2 separate regions of the Homo sapiens genome follow, and region 1 is linked to region 2. Evidence: read pairs that join two places in POLR2A ChIA-PET (ENCODE). Cell type or tissue: OCI-LY7. All regions are shown on one strand. Links, peaks and the distances in the headings refer to the core of each region. The heading gives the core; the rest is flanking DNA.

Region 1 (10,400 bases), core at 4,325-8,324, 830 kb before region 2:
CCATGTGGCTGATCTACAGGGATAAATTTAGCTTTGAAAGTCCATTTCTGGAAAGGAAAAACAAGTCTCCAAGGGCTAGATCCCATGGAGGCTCAGCCCAGCTGCACCGTGTAGGAGGGTTACATGCCCAGGCAGGCAGGGCTGGGCTTTCCCTGGTCAGCAGTGCCTGGGCTGTGCTCCAAGGTGATTTCTCACTCTGCTGACTCTTCTTGCTAGTCTTCCCCACCCCTCTTGAGTTTTGTTCCTTTAATTACACTGCAATTGAGTCATTAAGAGGGGGAAAGGATGAGGAATGGAGAAAAGCCGGTCTCTCTCCCCTACTGAACCAGATTCCAGCTTTTGCCTCCCTCTGAGCAGTGCTATAAGGTTCCTGGCCTATACTAAATGGAAATCCATATGTTTATTCATCTTGACTTTTAGAAAGGCAGCTCTTGTTGTTGTCTCTCAGCACCTGTGCAATCAGGGATCCTATGATCTTTCCTAATATCTGGCAGGCCAGATGGTTTTTTAGATCAAAATGAAAAAAGAAAAAGATGGGGCAGAGGCGGCAGAAATGTGACTGGGTGATTTGTAGGGTTGAGGAGTGTGGGATTGGTTTGAGATTGTTCTAGAATTCAGAGCCAGGGCTAAGAACTGACCACAGAGGCTCCTCCTGAAAGACACCATCACTCTAAGACCCAGCGAGTATGCAAATCCTTCCACTTCCCTTAGTCCTTTCTATGAAGGCCTTGACTATTCGATGTTGCCCCTCCTTTCTATCCTTTCCCATTATTTTTCTCCACATATCCCAGTTTCCTACCAGATAGTTTCATTTTTCTCATGTGTGAAGTGAAGGTAATAATAATATCTGGCTCATATTATTACTGTGAGCATAAGGTTGGTTAAAAGAAGCAAAGCACTTAGAACCGTGCTTGGAACAGTCTTTGTATGGATAGTTGCTTTTATATTACTAGCTTTTCTTTTTTGTAAAATGGACATGATAGTTCCGGGTAGGTGATAATTATAGGCATTAATTGCCATGAACATAGGCAAAATAACACATAGTAGGTGCCCAGTGAGTGCCAGTTCTCTCGTATGACCACTCTTTTCTCTGCAATATTCACACCAATCCTCTTAGAGAATTTTCACACAGAGAAACAAAGTGGTTTGTTCAAGATTATGCTGCAATCCTGCTGAAGTCTGTCTTGTCTTCTGAAGGGGCTTATAAAACAAGGCTTAACTCTTGTGGTGTTTTGCTCCTGGTCCATTCACAGTGCTGGATACAGGAATGTTGCGAAATAAATAATTATACTATATAGTGACAAAGCTGATGCTATGGGGCCATTAGGTGTTGGAATGTGAAACTGGAAGGGAGTCTTGGAATTAAATCTAGGTTGTATTACTACCTCCCTACATGAACTTGAGCAATTTCCGTATCTTTCTAGGCCTTTGTTTTTCTGTTTGTATAATGGGAGAGGGTCCTTTCTGGCTCTGGTAGCCCTTGTCTGTCTCCATGCAATGGGTAAATGGGTAGATTAAAGATGATCACACATTCTTTGCTACTCTTCGCATTGACAGGTGAAATCTAGCTCTTTCCCCCTTGAATCTGGGCTGACCTTATTGACCTGCTTGACCAATAGAATGTGGTAGAAATGATGTTCTGAGACTTCTGAGGCTGGGGACTAAGAAGCCTTGCAGCTTCTGCCTAGGCACTTAGAACGCTGGATCTTGGGATGGTCCCTTGGTAAGCCCAGGTTCCATGATGTGAGAAGCCCAAGCCAAATGGGGAGCCCAAGAAAAAATCCTCTATCCAGTTGACAGCCCCAGCTCAGGTCCAGCATAGCCAGTGTCAACCACCAATGGTGCCAGTCCTAGCCCCAGACAGGTAATAAAGGAACCCTTCTGCAAATGACTCCCCAGTCCCAGATGCCCCATCTGTCTTTGATCAGAGACAAACCAGCTGCACCCTCCACATAGTCCTGATTCACAAATCTATAGACAAAACAAGAGTGTGTGAAGCTACTGAGTTTTGGGGTAGTTTGTTATAAAACAATAGAAAGCTGGAACCAGGAAAGTGAGCTATGAACTGATACTTCAAAAAGGGTTAAGGAGGACGCATTGTGTTTACCAGATTGTCTGGTGTTGGGTTAATCAAAAGGCTTCCTGTGCTGGGAAAACCAGAAAAACATAAAAGAATGGCATTAGTGAAGTGCGTCAGGGGGCAGCAGTTACTTAGAGATGGTGGTGGAAGTGTCCTCCATACGATGCTGTGATTAAGTGCTTACAGTTTTCTTTGTTTTTATTCTCTATCTTGATTAAAATTTTGCAGTGTTTATACTGCCACACAGAATAAATGGACCCATAGCTTACATTTCAAACTGTGCCTTGCTGACATCATTATGTTTGTCAGATTTATAACATTTCTAATATACAACAATTTTTCACTCTTGGAACACTGAAGGGGAACACAGGCTCCCTCTCTTTTCTGATGTTTCATTCACTGTTACTTCCTCTATCACTGGTCAAGGGATATGGTCTCCTTGGAAATAACTGAAAACAAAAATAATAGCATAATTATTTATATATTATTTACTGTATCACCCTCCTCATATGATCTTTTACCTGTTATCAGTATTTTATTGCTATTGTAGCAAATTACTATGCAATTGGTGGTTTAAAGTAACGCAAATTTATTATCTCACAGTTCTACAATTTAAAAGTCTAACTTGGGTCTCAATGGGCTAAAATTTAGGTGTTGGCAGGGTTGCATTCCTTTCTGGAGGTTCCAGAGGTAAGTCTTTCTCTTTGCTTTTCCAGCTTCTAAACACCACTTCTCTTCCTTAGCATGTAACTCTCTTCCTCCAACTTCACAGCTGGCAACGCTGCCTCTCTCTACCCCACTCCTCTGCTTTCCTGAGCACACTCTGATAATTCAAGATATTCTCGCTCTTTTAAGGTCAGCTAATTAGTCATCTTAATTCCTTACGCAAATTTAAATCCTGGTTCTGTCATGAAAGGTAACATACCAGTCACAGGTTCTGGGAATTAGGATGTGGACATCTTTGCAGGGGCCATTATTTTGCCTACTACACATCTTATGGCCATCCTCCAATTGGCCAATTACCTATATGAGAAACATATTATCCAAAGGGAAGGTTACCACAGCAGAACCAGAAAGCTGAGCAAAAATATGTCAGATTTTTTAAATCTTGTGTTTCAAAAGTTGAGGTCTAGAAGGTAGAGCTATTTTAGAAGGTAAAATAATAATCATCATTATAATGACAATAATAAAGCAATAGAAGCATCTGTGATCTGTTAGAGAATTACCTTCCCTTGTATCCACAAAGAAGTAAAGGTCATCTGAGCTGGTGGAAGACAGGAATGTTGGAAGTCAAACAAAGTAATCTAGAAAATGCTAATGAGTGTTCTAAAAGGGGTCCCATCCTCTATCCTTACCAGGCTACGCCCATGAGTGTATGAAGGGGATGAGGGGGTGCAGAATATCAGGTGGGTTTGAGGGCTATGAAGGCAAAGGGGTTCTGGGCGTCACTTGCTATATAGCACAGGTTGACAGCAAGCATGGTGAGTGATCCTCCCCACTGTGAAAACAGCCAACTACAGATCCTTTCCTGGCATGTCTAGATCAAAAGAGCTCTAGACAGCTTTCCTCAGATCCTCCAGGTGGAACTGTTGGACATTTCTCAGGCCCTCTGGAGGCTGGAAAAACTAGCTGACGCACAGAGCCAGCTGGCCTTAAATGACCTTGTGGTGGAATAAAGTGGATGAGGCAGCAGCTGTACTACACACCTGTGAGTCAGGTGGGAATGGAGAGGAAGGAGAGTGATGGACAAGGGCCAAGTGATGCAGCAGGTACCAGATTAAAAAGTGATGGCCCAGCATCAAACATGCCCTTAGCTCCTAGGCCTTACAGGTACATTGGCCCTTTGAGCTAAAATGTTCAGTTAAGAGGTGGGAGGCAGAAAAAAAACTGAAATTGACTAGAGTTAAGTTTCCACTAACAATGGAACAGAAATGAAATGAAATTCAGTTACAGAAACGTAATAGAACATTAGATACGCTGTGCTCCTAAATTTGTGTGGCCCCAAATATATCCACTACATACAAATATCAGTAATGTGGTCTCCTTATCTCACTCATAAATGGTACTTTGTAAATCCCAAATCATTGCCAGTTATATTCTTTGAGCTCTTTCAGTTTTTTGTTTTTGTTTTTAGAAAAATCTGTAAGTACTGTTGCTTCCTTTTGAAAGATTAAGAAACTGATGCTAATGAAGTCAACATAGACTCCAAAGCTATGGTCATTCTAATGCCTAAATCCAGGCTTTAGCCCAATTCACTCAGCCCAGCCTCCTTTCCATGATTCTTCAACGAGAACTCATCTCAGCTCCCAGTGTGGGAAAGCAAGCCAAAGTGGCCCTGGCAGAAGGACTGATAGTGAGACATGGTCTTGGTCCTCCACCCTGCCACCTGGTGGTAAGACCTTGGAAAGTCACTCTGCTTCCTGAGCCTGTTTCCACATTCCTGAGGGAATCTACTGCCCAGGTTTGTTGTGAGGATGAGCTCTTAGCTTGTAGACATGCTTTGAGAATGCTAAAGTATTCTAAAAATATAAGGAATTATCATGTAATACCTGAAGGAATGTCTTAGAAGGTGAGCTATGAGAAGAAGTTTCTCTTTACAGACATGATGGAGAGTCTACAGAGAAATGAAAGGGATTTAAAATCTCAGCATAAACGTGGTATTTCCCTGTCTATTCTGAAGCACAGAGAGGAGCTTGCCTTACATCCATTGAACCTTGAAGTAGTGGTTTTAAAATTACATCCTCAATCTAGAGAGGAGGGTCTTTGACAACTTCATCAGACCGTTGAATCTTCTCTTATCCCCTAGGGAATGAATGTTCTTTCTCTTTCTCTCTCTTTTAATTTTTCCAGTTTATATGAATAAAAGACAAAGAGAGACAAGCCCAAGCTACACACACACACACACACACACACACACACACACACACACACACACACTCCTCTGTATTTGAGGTTTCATTCCTATGGGATATCTATCCTAAAAGAGAAGGAGCTTAATTAATTTGAGAAAAGAGAACTAATGGAAAAGAGGAAAGAGGCAGACAACTTAATCCTTTGAAAAAGGTCAGCCTTACATTCTGGACACAACACAGAACATCCTTTTGAGCTGTTTGTCCACTGGCTGGGTTTCAGACTTCAGCAAATCCTCCTCTCCCCAACTAGCACTTTTCCAATGTGCTATATGAAGGGTTAGGTTTCAATGGTCTGAGGCAGACAGCTGTTGATGTATATCAATCTAGCATCTACAACTCCTGTTGCCAGCACCCCAGTTTTTCTTGAGAGTCTATGCCTTCCCCCATCTCAGGGCCATGCATTTCAGGTGTAGCTGCCTCCTGGTGCAAGCTCCAAGCATGGCTGTCTCTGGGATGAGCCCAGTTAATCCCCCTGACCAGCAATTGGTGCAGGGATAAATGGGCATGAGAACCAAGTTGGCACAATGAGAAGGAATCTGGTGACAGTAGTTGGAGGTACTAGGAAAGAAGTGTTTTTGTCCTGTAGGACTTGCATCCAGCCTGCAGCTGGCCCAAGAATGGCACAGTGCTAAGGAAAGCAGAGCTAAGATAAGGAGGGGGATTCCAATGACATTGCTTGAGTCCTTCAATCCAATTTTCTCCAGACTTCCACTTAAGCCAATGCATTTCCTTCTTCTTTTTTTTTTTTTTTTTGCCTATACTAGTTTGAGTTTAGTTTCTATCACTTGTAATCCTGAGAATTCTAATCACTAAAATTTCTAATTGCCCATTCACATCTGAAGAGCTATTAATCTTTGAGTCTCAGATATAGTTTCATTGCATTATTTCATTCTAGAAGCTTCTTCGTATTGATCTCCTGACCTTTGTCTGTTTCTCAGCTGGTGTGTAGCTGCACTAAGGGCCAAGTGTGTGTTCTGTCTCCCTTGGGTCTTGTTCAGAGAGCCTAGTCCAGAGCAGGATTCCTATCCCTGGTTCTATCCTTCCCTTCTTCTTTCTTTTTTCTTTATTTACTGAGATGGGTACTTCTGGGGTGTTGAGCCGAATCAACAGATTCCCTGGGTTCTCCCTCAGTTTTTTAAGAAACATAAACTGAAAAACCAGTCTGTGCTATAACGTGTCACAGGTGACTTAATAAAGCTAAGTACAGCATACAGTAAAGATACTGTATGGAAAAGAGGGTCACCTGCGGGGAGGGAAAAGGCTTCATAAAGGAGATGTCTCTGGAAAGATGTTCACTTGTTTGCTTCATAGACTTCGAAAGCAATTCTTTCTAGGCAGAGAGAAGGTACAAGAAAAGGTTCTGAGGCATGAAACATGCAGGCAAGTTCATAGAACTCCATCTAATCAGCTCCATTAGGCTGTAGTGTAGATTGAAATGAAGCGATAAGAGATGTGGCTGGAGAAACTGAAAAGGGACCACAGAAAGAAGAGCATTGAATGCCAGGCTGAGTTTAGCCTATGTGGCAATGTTTCCCAAGTGTATTTTCAAGATACCCCAACACACACAAATACACACACACACACACACACACACACACACACACATACACGTTAAAAAGTCAGGCTCCCGGGACCTAATCTCCTCTCTAGAATAAAAGCTTCTAGAGGTAGAACCCTGTATCTTAGGTCATTCTTATAAAACCATCAGTTTTGGCACACCCTTCTAAAGCAACAGGAACCCTCCCGCATCTTCTTGTGTGACCTTGTCCCACGCTAGATACTAAAATTCCAAGCAAACAAGGCTGCCTCTCCCTTCCTTCATGTCTTTGCTTGGCTGTCTCCGCTCTTTCCCTAATGTAAGTTGACTCATCTTTTGAAGCCAAAGCCAAAGCCAAAAGCCAACGTCCCAAGGAAGCCTTCTACGAAACTGAGGTCCCAGCTGAAACTTTCTCTTCCGGACCACACCAAAGCACCTGTCCATACTAGTTACACCTCATTGACATCCCGCCTACTATTGTATTCACAGAGGTAAGGCATGCCCTGTCTTACTCTCAAATGGACTGTAAGCTTCTGAAGGTCAGAAGTTCTCTAAGACCTATTGTGTGGTGGGCACTTAAGTTATAATATCTTGTTTCATTCTTCCAACAATTCCAAGAGGTAGGTTTAATGATCTCACTTTACAGGTGAGGAAACCAAGGTAGGCTGGCATACTGAAGGCCGCAGAGGCAGATAAGGGTAGTGTGGATATGATCCTCCTTACCAGCGTTCCCTCGCAGGGCAGGGCTTCTAGCAGGTGGCCTTAGCCCCTGGGCCACTGCCATGTTCCCGGGCCAATGGGCACTTACCACACATCCCGAGGAATCCACCTGCCGGTCAGACACACACTTGAAGTTGCGAGTGCAGCCCCCATTGTTCCGAGAGCAGTCACGAACTGGCCCGAAGGAAGACAGCAGGTCATTGATGGTTTCAAAGTATGTGGACAGCATCGCTTCTTCCCTTGGAGAGAAAGGGGATGGTTAAACCCCAGAGACATTTGGATCCTTAGATTAAAAAAATAATAATGTGAATTCATTACATTTGAAACCATAACTTACTTATAATCAGGAAAACAATAATAATCAATATTATAAAAAGGAAACAACAACAGGTATACCATCATATGACACGGTGCTTGTCAAGTTGTGATACAGAGAAATGGACCTAGAACTCTATACTCTTTATTTTATTAATACTTATGATTCTTGGAGGTAGTCATGAGATGTGCACTTTACCGTAAGGGAACTAGGCTTAGCAAGGTGAAGTATCTTGCTGAAGGCCAGCAGCTTACAATGTGACCGAAGTGAAGTTTGTATTAACTTCCAGCTGAGTCCAAAGAGAAGGCTCTTCTCACTGCCTAACTCTTAGCTTGCATCCTACCTGTTTCTACAGATTTCAGAGCTCCCTATAGCAACTCTGCAATTGGGCACATCCCTATTATTCCAACTTTGTGAATATAAAATTGAAACCATGAAAGATTGTGGGACTGACTCCAAATCCCACAGTCTATAAATAGCAGAGCCAAGACACAAACGCAGGAGTCTGACCCTCCAGGGCCCTAGATCCTTATTTTTCAGACTATTGTGTATAAGTCACTCCATCAAGACTATCAGCAACAGTTGTTGGAAAGGTCATGGGATTCCAGGGAAATACGTGATTCCTCCCAAATGAGGTTCTCAAAAGATAAGACTAGACTTGATACCATAATCCATGGATCTGCCAACATTTTATGAGATGGAATTCTCTACAATGGAGGATACAGATGGGAGCCTCTGATGCTGTCTTCTGCAGAAAGGGCCCGAAATAAGAGATACATTTGCTCTGGGGTATATGATTCCCATACTTACAGGAGATTTTAAAGAAGCACCATGGGCAGTGAGAAGCGGCACATATCCTTCCCTGGTCTGTGCCTCATGAGGCCCAGAGCTGTGAAGCAAGGGAAATGCCTGCAGCCACACATGAAGCAGGAAGAGGCTAGCAAACACTAGAGGGGGTGTCTCTGCACCATCTTGCATACCTTCTCCCATTCTTCTCCACCTCAGGCTTGGACCAGGTTTGAAACTCCTAATTCATTTCCTGCCTCCAGTCTTATCCCTTCTGTCCCATCTTTCATACTGACTGTCAGTGAACTTGGTAAATCCCAGCTCTAATTAGATACTCCTCTGATCAATAGCTTCCCAGTACTTAGAGAAGAAATATAAATTAGCTTCTCTGGCATTCGGACTTCATAATCTTGCCCCCAGTTACCTGTCCAGCCACATTTACCCTCTCCTCACATCTCTATCCACTAGGCACAGGCCTCGTCTCATTCCCTGAACACAGAATCTCTGAAAACAGGTTCTAAACTGGAAAGTTACATGCAGGAGGTTTATTGCCAAGCCCTCTTGGGAGATGCATCTAAAGATGGTGAGGAAGGGCTGGGCATAGTGGCTCATGCTTGTAATCTCAGCACTTTGGGAGGCCTAGGAAGGAGGCTTGATTGAGCCCAGGAGTTCAAGACCAGCTTAGAAAATGAGGCAAAACCCTGTCTCTACAAACATTTTTTAAATTACCAGGGTTTAGAGGAGCCTGCCTGTGGTCCCAGCTACTCGGGAGGCTGAGGTGAGAGGATCTCTTGAGCTACAGTGAGCCATGATCAAAACACTGTCTCAAAAAAAAAAAAAAAAAAAAAAAAAAAAAAAAAGGCAAGCGAAGAAGGCAGGATTTGGTAAAGAGAGAGACTGATCTACAGTGCGGGTCTAAAGTATCAGTTGTTCCTGCAGGGAGCTCTGGAGCTGAGAAGGCCCTTTATGGATGTCCTGAATTAAAGCAAGGAATCCAGGCCTTTGCATCCCCACAGTAGCCAGTCATTGGTGGGGCTGCTGTCTGGAATGGGATATACTAGGATAAACCAGTTCCCTGAGGCTGAAGGCAATGCCTAGTCACTGACAGCCACAGCTGGTGGGTGGGTGGGCTGGCCCTGAAGAGGGGATCTGTGTGTGGTACCTGCAGGCACCTCTCTCAATCCCAAATCATGCTCTTCCTTCTGCCTGGGATGCCCATTTCCAAATGCTTACGTGAAGAAATCCTAAGAATCTTTGAAAACTCTTCATATTCATTCATTCATTCATTTATTCATTGTACAAGCTTACTGAGTGTTTACCATATACCAGGCACAATGCTAGGTGCTGGGGATACAGCAGTGACATCAGGCAAGATCCTGACTCCCAATCTCCACAGTAGCTTTATGTTACCGCCTTTGTGAAACCTTCTCTGTTAATTCCCCCTACTAGAATTAATTCCTTTTCCCTGTGAGCATAGTGGCTAAATCTTTTAACTTATTGATCTTAATTATCAGCTTCACAGTCTCCCAGAGAGACTATAAGCTTTTAAAGGAAAAGGCTCAAGATTTATTCATTTCTCTTTAGTCCCCAGCACAGTCTGGAAGGAAAGTGTGCTAGGTAAACATTTTCAAATGAAACACAGAAAACACCCAAAGGCTTAGACGCAGTCTTCACCAATGAGTACTTTTACTAAGAACCTCCTCAGCAGGGCACTCCTCTCTGTCTCCCCAACTCTGGGTCCCCATTCCAAATCCTTTGTGTTCAGGGATGCAGCACAGGGACAAAGGAGAAGGGTGAGGTGCTACAGGATTATCCCTTGCTTCCTAACTTTGTAGGGAGTGAGGTGACAGGTTTATGGGAGGAAAGAATTAATAGTTCCTGAAATGAAGCTCTGGGGAGACTTGCCACTTTTGAATCATGAAGAGAGTTGAGGATCCTGGGAAGACATTAAGCCTATTAAAATATTAATACCCTAGAAGGGAGAAGAAGAAACAGAAAGTAAGAGGAGGAGATAAGGCAGAGGGACCAGGCTGGGCGTGGTGGCTCACA
Region 2 (10,400 bases), core at 3,005-7,004:
AAGAAAAATGAAAAAGAGTTTTATACATATGTAGGACGCCATTAAGCCTACCAACATGTATGTAACAGGAGCACATAAAGGGGAGAAAAAAAGAAAAGGAGCAGACAAAAATATTTTTAAAAATGACTCAAAATTTCCCAAATTTTTTGGAAAAAAACCCCCCAAAACTACACATTTAGGAAACTCAATAAATTTCAAGTAGGATAAATGCAGAGATCCACAGATAGACACATTATAGTAAAAATGTTGTGAGCTAAAGATAAGGAAAATAGTTTGAAAGCAATAAGAAAAAGATGATTTGTCATTTAAAATGGATCACCCCCCCCCCCACCCCCGCCACACACATAAGATTAACAATATACCTCTCATCAGAAACAATGGGAGGCCGGAAGATAATGGAACAACTATTTAAAGTGCTCAAAGGAAAAACCTGTTAATCAAGAATCCTATGCAGAGGAAAGGGAACATTTGTACACTGTTGGTGGTATTGTAAATTAGTATAGCCATTTTAGAAAACTGTATGAAAGATTCTTAAAAAACTAAAAATACAATTACCATATGATGGAGCAGCCCCATTTCTGGGTATATATCCAAAGGAGTTGAAATTGTGCTGAAGAGATGTCTGCACTCATTGTTTGCAATAACCAAGATTTGGAAACAACTCAAGTGTCCATTAACAAAGGGATTAAGAAAATGTGATTCATGTAAATAATGGAATACCATGTAGCCTAGAAAAAGAAGAAAATTATGCCATGGGCTGCAACATCGATGAACCTAGAGGACATTATAGTAAGTGAAAAAAGACAAAGAGCAACAAATACTGTACAATCTCACTTATATGCAGGATCTAAAAAAGCCAAATTTATAGAATTAGAAAGTAGAATGCTGGGTACTAGAGGCTGAGTGGGAGTAGACAAAAAAAGGTCAAAAGATACAAAATTTCAGTTAAACAAGAGAAATATGTTCTGTTGATCTATTGCACAGCATGATGACTATAGCTAATGTATGATATATTTCAAAATGGCTGAAAGAGAGGATTTTAAATGTTCTTACCACAAAAAATAATAAATATATGAGGTAATGGATATGTTAATTAACCTGATTTGATCATGCCGTAAGGTATACATGTATTGAAACATCACATCATACCCTACAAATATCTAATTATTATTGTCAATTAAAAATAAAACTTAAAAAATAAAAATGCCCAAATTTAAATACTTTAAAAAAGAATCATAAATTCAACAGAGCCATCTTTTAGAAATGAAAGGGAAATACAGACATTTCCAGTAAACAAAAACTGAAAGAATTTATTTTTTATTAGCAGACCTAACTTACAAGAAAGGAAGTAAGTAAAGGATGCTCTTCTACTGAAAAGTGACTCCGGACAGTAATTTGAGTTCACATAAGAGCACCAAAAGGTAATTATGTAAATATAAAAACCAGTAAAAATGCATAGCTTTTTTTCTTCTTTTTTCTTAAGTGACTTAAAAAGGAATTTTATAAAATAACATGCATATAATGCATTTTGGGCCTATAATATGCAGAAATGTAATATATCTGATAATAAGAGCACGAAGGTAGAAGATGGGAGGAAAGTGGTACAGGGCTAAGGAAATGTGGTATAGGACTCCAGATGAGAACTCTAAAGCTCAGATACAAGTGATGAGAACTAGAAAAATTGAAAGAGAAGGTTTTTGTAACAAAAGCAATAGTTACATACTTGTTCTCATTTATTATCTTAGCTGACAAAGGTCATCTATAAGAAACTCACAGCCAACAACATATTGAATGATGAAAGACAGAGTAGTTTTCCCCTATAAGCAAGAACAACACAAAGATGTCTGTTCTTAGAACTTCTATTCAATATTGTACTGGCGGTTCTAGCCAGAATAATTGGGAAAGAAAAAGAAATAAAAACATCCAGGTTGAAAAAAATAAAGTCAAGACATCTCTATTTATAATTGATAGCATCTCATGTTTAGAAGATCCTAAGGAATGCACTAAAAACTATTAAAACTAGTAAATGAGTCAGCAGAGTTGCAGAATTTAAGATTATACATAAAAATCAATTGCATTTCTATATACTTGAACAGTCTGAAAATGAAATTAAGAAAACAATTTATAATTTTATAAAAATAATAAATTTAATAAAATATAAAGTATAAGTATATATTAATAAGTATACATTTTAAAAGTATAAGTACAAAACTTATACTCTGAAAACTGTAAAATATCATTGAAAGAAATTAAAGAACATCTAAATGAATAGAAAATACCTTATGTTCATGGATTGTAAGACGTAAAATTGTTAAAATCATAAGATTTCCCAAATCAATCTACAGGTTCAATGCAATACCTATCAAAATTCTAGCTGGCTTCTTTGTAGAAATTAACAAACTAATTCTAAAATTCACATGGGATTTCAAGAGACTTAGGAGACCCAAAACAACCTGAAAAAGAAGAATATATTTGAATAGCTGACATTTCTAGAATTCAAAACTTACTGCAAAGCAAAAGTAATCAAGACAGTGTGGTATTGGCATAAGGGTAGACAAGTAGATAAATATTACAAAATTGAGAGTTCAGAGATAAGTCTATGTGTCTATGGTCAACTGCTTTTCAGCCAGGGTGCCAATATCATTCAGTAGGAAAGCAATAGTCTTTTCACAAATGATGCTGGGAAACTCGATAGTCACATGCAAAATGATTTCTTACACCACACTATGTGCAAAAATTAACTCAAAATGAATGAAAGATCTAAATGTAGGATCTATGGCTAGAAAACTTTTATAAGAAAACATAGTGATAAATCCTTGTTACCTCAGATTTAGTGATGGATTCTTAGATAAAATTCCAAAAGCATTATATCAAGAACAACAAGAGAAACAAGAGATAATTTGGAAATCAAAAGTTAAAAGCATTTGTTTCAGAGGACACAATCAAAATAGTGAAGACAACTCACAGAATGGGATAAAATATTCACAAATCATATATCTCATAAGAAATGAGTATCCAGAATATATATAGAATACTTCTAACTTGATAATAAAACAACAAATAACTCAATTAGAAAATGGACAGTGAAATTGAATGGACATTTATCCAAAGAAAATATACAAATGGCCAATAAAAACTTGCAAAGATTCCTGGCATCATTAGTCATCAGGAAAATGAAAATCAAAACAATGAGATACCACTTTATATCCAGTACAATAGATATAAACAGACAATAGCAAGCATTGATGAGGTTGCAGAAGTTGGAACCTTGATACATTGCTGCTAGTAGTGTAAAATAGGGCAGTCACTTTGGAAGACAGTCTAAAAGTTTCTCAAGTGATTAAACAGAGTTACAATATTACTCTGCAGTTCCACTCCTAGGTGTATATCCAAGACAAATGAAAACATGCCCACACGAAAACGTATTCACAAATGTTGTATCGGTATTGTTCATAATAGCCAAAAGGTGAAAAGAAATCAAATATTCATCACTTAGTGAAAGGATAAATAAACTCTAGTATATGCATATAGTGAAATATTATTCAGCTGTAAAAAAGAATGAAGTAACTTATGCATACTATTAATATAACACAGATGAACCTTAAAAATATTATGCCACATAAAGAAGCCAGTCACAAAATGCCACACATTATATGATTCTATCTATGTAAAATATACAGAATAGGCAAATTTATATAGAAAGAAAGTAGATTAATGTTTGCTTAGGGCTGTGATAATGAGATCCTTCCATTATCACAGTGGAAGTGAGTGAGAGTTAAAGGGTTAGGGGTATCTTTTTATGGTGATGAAAATGCTTTAAAGGTGGCTGTGGTTATAGTTGAACATATGAATGAATATAATAAACACCATTGAATTGTACACTTTAAGTTAGTAAGTTGTAAATTTCAATAGCTGTTTAGGACATCAGTGACAGTTTAGTGATATATCATTATCAAAGTGACTCCCTGACTTATATAAGCACTGGACCTCAATGTTGGCAATAGTTATAATGATAAGAATCACATTGATTTGCTGTATTTCAGATGTCTTAGACCGTTTTCTCTCCGTGTGTGTCCTTTCCTAGGGTATTTTGTGATGGCTTTCCCCATTAAAGGTTTCCCCATTGCTTAATTATTTGTTGATTTGTCTGATGGTACAGTGTAATGATAAAACTGGAATTTTTTTTAAAAACTGAGTTTGAATTCCAGCTTTACTGGATTTAGCTATATGAAAAAGTGCATGTGTATATCCAGGTTTTAGTTTTCACATTTTTTAAAGTGATTTCTTTAGCCTCATGGCAAGAAGAGCTTCCGTTCTTGGCAATTTGATTCCATATAATGGTAGAACATGGTCAAACCCGTACCAATTGACCCAGCCAAGTTTCCTGGCATCTGACTTAATAATGATATTATTCTTTGTCTTTGCAGTAATGGTGATATTGATAGTGGAGTGAGGTGGGCAGGACATGCTGTGGACTAGCATTTTCAGAGCTATGTTCTCAATTGTCTACTTCCCTGTGCATCTGTTTTTTTTCTCTTTGATTTCTTATACATGATTTACCACTTTTCTTTTATAATGCCCTTCTCTTCAGACTTTTCAGCTTGTTAATAAAGTCAGTTTTCATGTTTTGACCGCAGAACCCATCTCTCTCCTTATCATCTCATTGTGTTACCCGTAGCACAGTATGCTCCCTGTTTGCATGGGGCTGATTTGTCTGCACCTGCAGTTCACAGGGGCATGACTGAAATCTGTAGGGGAGACCTAGTCCAGCTGACATAAACTCACATTTTTATTGGACACATTATACTTCCAGTTCACAGACTGAATCTTTTAACAGTTTACATACTGTTGATCATAAGTAGGAGTACAGATATTCCTTTGCACCCCACACCCACCATGACCAAAAAACCTAAAATAAGTTGATCAGGAATGCTGAATTATGAGTTTCATTTTCCCACATGAAGGACAGGGCAGTTCAAAATACAGAATTCCAATCTTACCATTGCCTCCTGTGTAAAGAGAGATGGAAGTCACACATAAAGATTCTATAGATCAGCATTGAGCATTCTGCAACCATATGTTGCCCTCAGCTTTGCCATATGGCTCTGAGTCTAATTTCAAACTCACTTTTCAGCACATTTAAAGGTGAGGGATTTGGATACGAATAAACTACCTCTGTGGAAACCACTTTTCGAGAACAGAAGGGAGATTTTAGAATGGCCAGTCCCCTGGCATGTGCTCCTCAGTTGGGCTGGGACAAAGCGAATGTTTGTGATTGGTGGAAATGACACAAATGCCTATTGGGAAGCTCCAAGGCAGCTGGGCCTATGGGCTTCACTGTGCAGCCTTGATAATGGCGTCCAGATCACCTCAGAAGAAGAAAATGGGGAGAGTGTTCACTTAAGCTCCTAGAGAATGAGGATTTATTTTTCTTCTAGTTGCATCATTCTTGTGCTTCACATTGTACTTTATTATAGGGTCAAATCATTTTATTTTGTTTGGGGAAGTTGTGTTATATATAGTTTCCCAATATTTACATTTCAAAATGTATCCTGCTATCAAATTCATTCATTCATTTTAGTCTCTTCCTCCCTTCCTTTCTCTCTCTTCTTTCGTTCCATTCTTTATTCCTTCCTTCCTTCCTTTCATTCTTCCTTCCTTTAGTCTATTTTTACTACAAGGTGACATGCTATGTAGATTACATATATGTGCAAGGCAAAGTTCATATCCTGAGGGAATTCCTGATTTGGGGGGAATATGAGCTGTGATAAAATGCCCTTCAATACAGAAGAGTATGCATAAGACCCAGGACCATATTTCTAAAGAAAAGCAAGATAACTTTTACTTGGTATGCATGAGTGTGTGAGACTGGGAGTAGATGATGCTTTTTAGAAGGAACGGGAAGACTCTATAGAGGAGATGGACTTTGAGGTGAGCCTGAAGACAAGGAGGATAAATTTTGTTTTTTGTTTTTTCCAAACACCCTTAGTCAGAGGTCCCCAGTACCTGGGCCGTAGACTGGTACCAGTCTGTGGCCTGTTAGGAACCAAGCCACGCAGCAGGAGGTGAGTGGTGGGCAAGAGAGCATTATTGCCTGAGCTCCACCTCCTGTCAGATCAGCAGTGGCGTTAGATTTTACAGAAGCGTGAACCCTATTGTGAACTGTACATGCGAGGGATCTAGGTGTTGCACTCCTTATGAAAATCTAATGTCTGATGATCTGAGGTGGAACAGTTTCATCCTGAAACCAACACGGAAAAAATTCGTCTTCCACGAAACTGGTCCCTGATGCCCAGAAGATTGGGGATTACTGCCCTAGGTCACCACCCCTTTCCATACTCAATATCAGGAACCCTGCTTAAGGTGATATGTACTTATTTATGTTGTGTTGAAAGTAAACTCCAACATACAAAGGAACAGGAGTTTTATCAGCTGTTTGCTGTGCATTTTCTTGTCATGGAAACCTCCAACTGACTAAAAGATGTAGGATGTTAAGAAACCAACCTAGAATAAATAGTTTGTGATCAGAAAGATACGGTGGATATTATTTTTACATGAGTAATGAGAGTAATGTAAAATTACTTTTACATGAGTAATGAGAAGTCTATATTAAGCATTAACATAGACTAAACACATCTTAAAATTACCATAATCTTAGCCTATATAATCTCATTTTCTCCTTGCAACTAGTACAGAGAAGGAAACTAAAGCTTATAAAGTTAAGTGATTATTTGAAGTCACACAGCTAGGAAGTGATGGAGCAAGTACCAGAAGCCAAGATTTCCAATCTAATGCAGAGTCCATGAATTTCAGTTATTATTCCATGCCATGTCATTGAGAATATTAGTTTATGGAAGCATTCACTGGACATTTAGTCTGAGCTCTAGAGGAGCTAAAGGAAAAAGATATGGTTGCTTTGGCATAAATCAAAAGGGCAGAGTCAAAATTGAAGCATATTTATGTTTAGTACTCTCAACATACTTTTATGTTACCCTGAATGCAATTCCTTCCCATAATGTCACATCTAACCTTTTATTTTTTATCTTTATCTCTGTATCTTCCTTCTCACTAGAGCTCCAACCTTCTAATACCAAGGCACTAGGAGGGTTTTTTCTTTTTCTTTTTTTAAAATTTAAATGTTGACTCAAAGAAAGAGAGGAGGCAGGTACTCATACAGCATAAAATACAAAAATTTTGGTGGAAGAGTTTCACCTTCAGTAAGCACCCCATCTTTTAGTTTACTTTAATTTTTCTGCTCACCTGGTGGTCATTCTACCAAGGCAGCCTCTTAACATCATCCACTACTCCTTAGAATTTGTAGATTCTTTGTCTTTCTACCCATTAACAACACCAAGCCAAGCAGAGAATAACTAACAACTCATGTTGAAGTTTGTGGCTAATAGAATGCCTATACTTCAGAAGGAAAAGAAGAGTTAAGGATCAAAAGTCTGTCGGGGTGGGAGACAGCAAGTAAGGAGCAGAGTCTGAGAGGAACACAATTCTGTAGCAGAAGAAGTAGCTCACATGAGGTCTCTCACAAAAGCTAAGGATAAAGCTGAGGACATCCCGAGGATCAATGAAAAAAAAGTTAATTTTATTAGGGATGTTGCTGTGAATCCTGCACCATTCTTTGGACTATGTATAGATTGGAATATATCTTTTGAACCTCAAGGAAATTGCACACTAGATACTTTTCTGTGCTCCATGTGTATTTGCCCAACTTGCATATTTGTCCATCATTTCCCAGTCCGATTACTTCCAGATTCATAGACTTCTCCAGAATGGAAGGTAGAAGAAAAGAAGAGTAATTGTAGAATAAACCAGCTACTTGACAAGTAATGTAAGTTACTCATGCCCTGACCCCATTCCTTCCAAAAACACATGTCATACACCTCTGGGTTACGCAAGCATGTGCTGTCCACAGTGATGTGTTATAAGGTGACTTGCAAGTCTAGCCTAGGATTGTGTCAGATACCAGCTCAAAGTATTTCATCACAGGTTGTCTTCTAGAAAAAGACAGAATAAATTCCTTTTAGATTTTTCCTTCTTTTTCTCAGTGGAAGTTGCTAAAAAGAGGAGAAATGTGATTGACCAGTCATCAAAAAAAATGGCTGATTACATATAATCTACTAATTCCTGCATTCATTTAATGTTAATTGAGCACTTATCATGTACTGATAACAAACAAACACTAGCTACAACTCTGAATGTAACAGATCCAATCTGTCCTCACTTGGATCTTATTAGCCTGTATATGAAATAAGACCCAAGTCAATTGAGACTATTACCAGGAGTTATCTTCACAATCACTGATACAACTAACATGCATTAAACTTCTCCTAGGTATTACTGGGCACTGTGATAGGCATAGGGTGTACAGAGATGCACTAGATTTGGCTTCTGTCATAAGGGGGCTAAAAGCCTAGTGGGAAAGAAAGATAATCCCTCTTGAACATGAGAGATGGTTGCTGTGGGAGGACTGAAGAAAAGGTGACAAATGCCTACTTGGAGACGTTGGGCATGTATCACTAAGATGCAAAGTCTTAACAATGTCCTACAATGCCCTAAGTAATCTACCTGGCAACGTGTGCCTCTCTACACTGGTTGGTTCTAGCACTTCCTGTCTCTGGATCTTTGGACTGGCTTATCCTTCTAACTCAGGGCTTCTCAACCTTGGCACTACTGATATTTTAGGCTGGGGGACTGTCCTGGATCTAGCACATAGTGAGATGTTTAGCAGCATCCCTGGCCTCTACTCAGTGGATACCAGCAGCAACACCTCCAACCCCCAAGTTACGACAAACACAAATGTCTCAAGAGATTGCAACATGCCCCCTGGGGCAAAATCATTTCCAGTTGAGAACTACTATTCTAACTGGGGTGTTTCTCTCCAAAGTATCTGCATAGCCAGGGACTCCTTCCAGAATTGGCTCAAAATATCACTTTCTCAAAAAGACCCACACTGATTGTCCTATATTTGATAGCACAATAGGATGACTAAAGTCAATAATAGCTCAATTGTACATGTTGAAATAATTTGAGTGTAACTAGATTGTTTGTAACTCAGACAATAGGACTTGAGGGGATAGATACCCCATTGTTCATGATGTGTTTATTTCACATTGAATGCCTGTATCAAACATCTCATATACCCCATAAGTATATACACCTACTATGAACCCACATAAATAAAGAGATAAATAAATAAATAGAGAGAAAATAAATACATAAATAAATAAAACTCCAATACCACACACCACTCTTCATTCCCCTCACTCTCTTAAATTTTTGTCTATAGATCCTAACATCTTCGGACCTACTATATAATGCACTTATTTATAATTATTATCATCTCTCTACTAATTAGAATATACATTCAACTTGAGTGAGAGGGACTGCTTTCTTCACTGTTGTAGTCTTCTGCCCAGAACAGTGCCTGGCAAAATGTTAACCATCCATACATATTTGGTGTATAAATAAATGAATGAATTATGGTCAACATTTGTGTAAAGTTGTAACATTTACAAATACATCCACACACAAGATCTCATTTACCCCTCAGATAATATTATTAATTAGGCCATAGTGTTATTTTTGTTGTATGGTTTAAGGAAACTCAATGATGTTAAAAATTAGTGACACCCACAAAAAATGATGATGCCAGAAAGTAAAAAGGATAATGAAATATTTTAAAGTATAGCCTTCAGATTTGGTTTGGCTGTGCCCCAACCCAAATCTCATCTTGAATTGTAGTTGCCATAATCGCCACGTATATCGTGGGAGGGACCTGGTGGGAGGTAATTGAATCATGGGGGCAGTTACCCCCATGCTGCTGTTCTCATTATTGTGAGTGAGTTCTCATGAGATCTGATGGTTTTATAAGTGCCAGGCATTTCCTCTGCTTGCACCTCTCCTTCCTGCTACCATGTGAAGAAGGACATGTCTGCTTCCCCTTCCACCATGATTGTAAGTTTCCTGAGGCCTCCCCAGCCTTGCAGAACAGTGAGTCAATTAAACCTCTTTTTTGTTGTTGTTGTTGTTTTGTTTTGTTTTGTTTTTAAATAAACTACCAAGTCTTGGGTATTTCTTCATTGAGGTGTGAGAATGGGCTAGTACACCTTTTCTATATTACACCATGCTCTTCCACGGTATGAATGAATAAGCTTGGATTCACTGGCCAAACTGGGAGTCAGAACAAAGAGGGAAAACCCTCTTGCCTGCAATGAACCATCCTTTGCCTATTTATTCATGAATAAATAGACAAAAAGGATTTTTCTACCTCAGGAAAAAACATAGTGTTTACTGCAACAAGACTTCCTTTCAAATCCACTTGCTATGACTCTGTCCTTCTCTGTTGCTTGAACTAGGGTACATGAATCTCAATGTAATATAGGGATGTA

What was found. Peaks named below come from ENCODE experiments on the same cell type or tissue, not always from the same donor. Only the 100,000 strongest peaks of a DNase experiment are listed, where the experiment ranks them.
Region 1: POLR2A ChIA-PET joins it to region 2 with 5 read pairs; 1 of 35 experiments calls an interaction of 5 or more read pairs at or near these places.

The regions. Positions count from the first base shown.
Region 1 is chr9:116,856,246-116,866,645 of GRCh38, forward strand. ASTN2 (astrotactin 2) reads right to left here. Exons shown (of 23, transcript NM_001365068.1): 11 at 7,338-7,488. Among named protein-coding and RNA genes, the nearest start is that of TRIM32, 170 kb to the left of the region's middle. In OCI-LY7, for the core only: CTCF peaks have their summits at 4,483 (motif pointing left) and 4,699; a DNase peak (open chromatin) is centred at 4,456.
Region 2 is chr9:117,688,427-117,698,826 of GRCh38, forward strand. No RefSeq gene overlaps it. Among named protein-coding and RNA genes, the nearest start is that of TLR4, 11 kb to the right of the region's middle. In OCI-LY7, for the core only: no CTCF peak of the experiment used is centred there; a DNase peak (open chromatin) is centred at 4,715; H3K4me3 peaks cover 906 bases; H3K27ac peaks cover 1,295 bases.